2 separate regions of the Homo sapiens genome follow, and region 1 is linked to region 2. The links are chromatin loops, found by intact Hi-C in ENCODE. Cell type or tissue: HepG2. All regions are shown on one strand. Links, peaks and the distances in the headings refer to the core of each region. The heading gives the core; the rest is flanking DNA. Region 1 has its middle 180 kb from the start of SPATA18. Region 2 has its middle 290 kb from the start of USP46.

Region 1 (2,921 bases), core at 313-2,812, 140 kb after region 2:
ACGATGGGAAACAGGCAATAAAAAAAAACAAATAAATATAAATGTCAGAGGGTGATAAGTACTTAAAAATAAATAAGCAGAAACAAAGATGAGGGAGCTTAGATTTGCAATTTTTCATTTGTTTCTGTGGTTACTGGATTATATTTTTGTTCCCCACTAGACTGTAGGCTCCAAGACAGCTAGGTTTGCTCATTATTTATCTTCAACTTCTAGCACAGTACCTATCTCATAATAGATGCTCAATAAAAATGATTAACTCATTTTCATTCAAAAAACAATAATTTGCACAGAGTGGAACATAAAACTGTTGAAAAGTGAGAAATAAAAGAAACTTTTTATTTAAAGAATGTGAGCCCCTTTAAATGATCAGGCCCAGAGGGGCAATGAAATGTGACAGCAGTCACATCTCACTCCTCACCCTGGAGCTAAGTAATCTCCCTGCTATATGGGCTCTAGACTGAGCGTCGCCACTGAGTAGCCATAAATTAACCCAACAATGTTATGTGCTGGACATCATAATTCACACCCTATAGTTCAACAATGTATAGCCAATCAGGAGTCAATGTTATTTCTGTAAACCAATGAGAATTCCTAAAAAACAAGTTTTGTAATCAACCCTTCTCCTGATTTGTCCTTTTTTCTTTGAAAACTTGAGTCTCTCCTTTGTTCTTTGAAGCAATTCCCAGTGTTTCCCAGGGTAAGTCATCAACCTTGGCCCAAATCAACTCTATATTAATTTTGCCTCTGTGTCTTTCTTTAAATTGGCAATAGCCTTATGTAAATAGATGTCAATGATTTTTTTAAAGTGGCATTTGAAAATAAATCAGGTGTTCAGTCTCACTTCAAAGCAATTTAACTTTTAAATCCCTATGTTTGAATGTAAAACAGAGATCATCTTGGAAAATCTCAGACACTGGACACTTTAAGTTCCTTTCATTCTTAGATAAAAATCCTAACAACAACTTGCACTTTTTAAAATTTTTATGCTGGTAAATGATTTTCACGTTGAAAGTCAAAGAAGCAATTAAATTAGTGAATTCTGCTGTGATCGAATAAGCCAGTTAAAACATGGACCTGCTTCATAAGTAAATTTGCACTTTTTGGAAAGAACATAACTGTCCCCAAAGGATGGACATGGGTCCAAAGCCAGGCTTTAGCTTGAACTTTTTAGCTATTTCCAAGAAGCAAAAAGAGCTATGGTTCTCAGAGATTTATTTTTCTTCTCTATAGAGACAAGTCAGCATTTTGAAAAACAGAGGGTTCTTCTGCTAAGCATTTCTGGGTAAGGGAAAGCACCACTCTTGTATTTCAGCTCTATTTTTAAATTATAAATCATAGCTGGAAAACTAAAATATGGCAACAACAACAGGATGGTGAAAAAAACATGAATGCAGACAGTTTTTTTTTTAAGCGACCTTTAATTTTAAAAGCACTAAATCCATCTGCAATAACTCTTCTAAATTGTTTTGTGAGTTTGCCCTATAGCCTTCGGACTTTCTGTTTTGGCTTTCACATTGTCTAAACAAACTCTTGAAAAAGAATGGTTTTTGTAGAAATTTCCCTAGAAAATGAAGAAAGAGAAGCTCCAACACAGCAGAAAATTGTGCTGAAAGAGGAATTCTAGTTGGGTGGATGAGGGTGGGTGCAGGGCGAGGACACACAAATTCATGGCCATTAGGTAAGAAATGCAAAATAAGCAAAAACACAATGAGTTTGCTTTGGAAAATTTTCCAAGAACAGATTATTCCTGGTCAGGTAGTGGAGCCTTTTGAATCATAGAGCTCTACTGACATCTAGTGCAGAAAGGCATAATGATCATCTATGAAATGCGATACCCTACTGTCTTTTATTACATGTCCTAAAAAGTCAACTATGTATGTATCGTTATTGGTCAAGGGAAACCATAGCAAGTAAGTCCTTTAACAAAGGGCTTTCTTATATAACATCTTCCTTCATTCTCTCTACAGTAACCCTGCAAGCAAAACAGAAACATTATTATCAATCTCATTTCACAGAGGGGAAAACAGAGGCTTAGAGAAAGAGGTTTAGTGACTTTCCTAAGATGACATGCCCACTGAGGGCAGAATCAGGACAAAAACAAGTCTTCTATGATCTCAGACCTTGATTCCCTGCAAATCTCCCCTCTCCACCCACAGTTCTGCCTTCCCAGCTTCAGAGGACACTGAAAGACTCCTCCAAAGGTAAATGTGGACATCCTCCTCATTTGGGAGAAGGGAAGGAGAAAGGGGCAGGGTCTTAGCTTAACCCCATAGAAATTAGAGTTGAATGTCTCTCTGGATTTATGCTACACTGGCCTATGAAACCACGAATTAGGAATATCAAGTTCCCTAGCAAAAATGGTAGTTGGAAGTAAATACAAAAGGGAAGAACTCCAACTAGGAAAGCATTGCAGAGTCCCTGATATCCTTTTCCTTCTTTTTTGAACAAATAAAAAAACACCCACACAAACACCCACCCCCCTCCCCCCCCCACACACACAAGTCTACATACAGAGAGATGGATGGATGGAAAGATAGATAGATGATAGATAGATAGATTTTAGAAAACAAACATCCAAAAGGGTGTCTTAGGATTTTCTCCTTAGTCTATTTTATGCTGGTAGCAGATACCAAGCATCTGATTTTAAGTTTTTCCATTTAACAGCAAAAACAGAAAACAAACAAAAAGCAGGAGTTCAAATAAATCCAAACAAATAGTGAATAATTTACAAGAAGAATAACTGCAGGGAGACAGCATCTTGGGGGATTTCTTTGTTTGTTTTTTAGAGATGAGGCTTGCTATATTGCCCAGGCTGGCCTCAAACTCCTGGGTTCAAGCAATTCTCACACCTCAGCCTCTTGACTAGCTGGGCCATGCCACCACGCCCAGCGAAAAAGCTATTTTTGCATTTAAGGAGTGAA
Region 2 (2,921 bases), core at 311-2,810:
TCCCTGGAAGTGCTGGTCTGGGGAGCACAGTTTGAATACCACTGGTTAGACCACTGGTTCTGAGACTTGGCAGCATATCGGGATCTCCTGGGGAGCTTAAAAGTTAATGATGCCTGGAGTCCACCCCAGTGACTCTGGTTTTATTTGTATGGAGTACGACCTGGGCATTAGTGTTTTTTAAAAGCTCCCCAGTTGATTGTCATATAGCAGACTTTGAAAGCCACTGATACGGGGGAGGGGGTAAACCTATCATGTTAAGAACAATGAGGGCTTTGGAGACCCAGAGCGCAGGGAGTGGTAGAAGGGCCACTTCACGTGATGGGTTTCCTGGATGGGGATAAGCAGATGGGCAGAGCAGTCCTGTGCTCAGTCTCCACGTGCGAGACTAGCTAGCAACAACGTTGCCCAGCCATGGTTCTCAGGCTCCTGGAAGGCTAAAAATATTCCTTTACAGTAGGTATTTGTAATTTTTAGGGTTCTTAGTTATACATAAGAAACTTGCCACTAACTAAGCAGGAAATGATTTTGGTAAAGAATATTGGGAGACTTGAGGCTAGGCTTTCAGGAGGGATGAACAAACCAACTCTAGAATGCTTTGAGAAGGACAATGCCACTGCTTCCCTGCCTAACACTGGAAAAACCACTGCGGCCACTGTCCTACCAATACCGCGGCCCCGCCAGGAACTTGACATTGTGACTCTCTGGCACTTCTGGAAGCCAGATACCTCTAGTGCTGCCCTCACTAGTAAAATAGGAGCTCCAGGGAGCCTCCTTCTAACTGGAAGTGAAACTGTCCCCACAGGGTTAACAAGAATTACATACTGAGCTCTGGGCAGATGTACAGTTATAATTAAGCATTCATCAGGCCACACTCTGGCCCACCTTCTTATAATAGAAAGTCACGTAACTGTAGACACTGATCATTTGCATCCCTTGTTCCTATAGATAGGATCACACATTGGAATCACAAGGCTTTTTCTTTAAACATTGCTTAAGATATTTTTCAGATGCTGAATTCCAGTGGAACAGCTGTTGTCACACAATTTGAAGACCCCCATAGAGGAACTAAATCAGCATGAGAATGCAGTTTCTTCATCTCCCCATCCCATGACTTCACCCTGCATTCTCAGACCAATCAACGATCCCTACACCTTGACCTACTCCAAACCCCTTAAAGTCCCTATCCCCAAACTCCCCAGGGAGGCGGATTTGAGGTTTCTTCCCATCCCCTCATTTGGCAGCCTTACGATTAAAACGTTCTCTGCTGCAGCCCCAGGTGTCGGTGTATTGACTTACTGCGCATTGGGCTATGGACCTGTTAGAGTCACATAAGTCTCAGCTGAGTGGCTCTGAGTAGAGAAGTCCCTGTCACATGCTTTTCCCTGGCTGGGAAACCCAGGGATACTGGTTCTTACTGAATCTGGCCATGTATGGCTGGGAATTTCTCCAAATATATTAAAGCAAAGGTCTTCTGCAGCCAGGGAAGGTGACAAGGTGTAATCATCATTATTATTGTTCCACAGACCATTGGCTCCTGTTTTCTTCTCTTCTGAGCTGCCATGGCCTCTGTCAGTGTTCTCTATCCCACAAGCAGCAGGGAAACCAGTCTTCCCAGCTATTTCCATTCTCTGTTTCATGGATGGGTTTCATTGTCAATCACTGTTCTTTCGAAAAGTCAATATGCATAGAGACAGCATGAAAGAACTACTGTACCTGTCTTATGTGAAAAATGCTTCCTCTTTGGCCAGATCAAAGGAGATGAATAGACTCAACATTCCAGTATGTTGTTTAGACACTGATTCTCATGCTAGGAATGCCAAGGGTGAAGCCATTTGTAGTGCTGCTGCCTGGGGCTGTTCTGAACTTCTGATATAAAACAGAAAAGAGGATTTGACAACCCAAATGGAGTTGGAGCACATCTCACTGTTTGAGCTGTGGCCACATGGTGGCCTGGCCTTTCTTGTTAGAAATGAGAGCCGATGGCAGGTCTTCAAGGTGGAAATTTCATTTTCATCTCCAGAAGCCACATGTATGTGGCTCTGGACCTGCCACACTCTATGAAGGCATGGTGTGTCTTTCATTGTCATCTTCTCCAGGTCTAGTGATAGCAGTATTTTTATTAACCTCAATTTGCAGATAAGGAAGCCCAAAGTAGGGAGGATAAGAAACATGCCCAAGCTCAGATCAAAGTGTTTTAAACCCAAGCTGACTCCAGAGCCATCACTATTTCACAATAAAAATGATTTAATATATTTATTCTGATTGTATCAATTGTTTATTGCTCTTGTAAACATTCAAACAACATAGGAAAATGCAAGGGGAAATAGTCAATTCATCAGAAATCTCATCAGTCTGAGATAACAAACATTCATATTTTGGTAACTATTCTTTTTTGCATTGGTTTATGTATGCATGCACGTGCACACACAATGTAGCATAAATAGAATTCTTACATGAATGATGGCTCCTGAAGCTCTTGTTTGCTGGTCAGTGTAGCTCAAACAATCCTCTGTTTCCTTGTTTAAGTGGGTGAAGACGAAAATTTGCTCTAAGCAAATAGAGAGTCCTTTGTGGCCTGCCAGCCTCTTTACTGTAAATGGACTGGGCTGTGGCACTGTGGAGACGGGAGCGAGTGTGTCGAGTTTAAGAGCAGAGGTACTAGAGTCAGACTGTGGATACCAAGAGCTCGGCACTCTTACTGAATAGCTGTGCAGACTTACAGGAGTTACTCAACCTCTCTGTATCTCAGTTTCCTCAGATATGAAGTAGGGGTGATACCTACATCATAGGGTTGTTGTGAGGATTAAATAAGAAGACACAGTAGTCCCCCTTATCTGTAGTTTTGCTCTCCAAGATTTCAGTTACCCACTGGTACAGTTCAACAAAATATTTTGAGAGAGAGACCCCATTCACATAACTTT

What was found. Peaks named below come from ENCODE experiments on the same cell type or tissue, not always from the same donor. Only the 100,000 strongest peaks of a DNase experiment are listed, where the experiment ranks them.
Region 1: it touches region 2 in a loop (5-fold over the local background); 24 of 110 quality-filtered maps call a loop at or near these places.

The regions. Positions count from the first base shown.
Region 1 is chr4:52,233,517-52,236,437 of GRCh38, reverse strand. No RefSeq gene overlaps it. Among named protein-coding and RNA genes, the nearest start is that of SPATA18, 180 kb to the right of the region's middle. In HepG2, for the core only: a CTCF peak has its summit at 1,782 (motif pointing left); a DNase peak (open chromatin) is centred at 1,777.
Region 2 is chr4:52,368,692-52,371,612 of GRCh38, reverse strand. No RefSeq gene overlaps it. Among named protein-coding and RNA genes, the nearest start is that of USP46, 290 kb to the left of the region's middle. In HepG2, for the core only: no CTCF peak of the experiment used is centred there; DNase peaks (open chromatin) are centred at 1,732 and 2,552.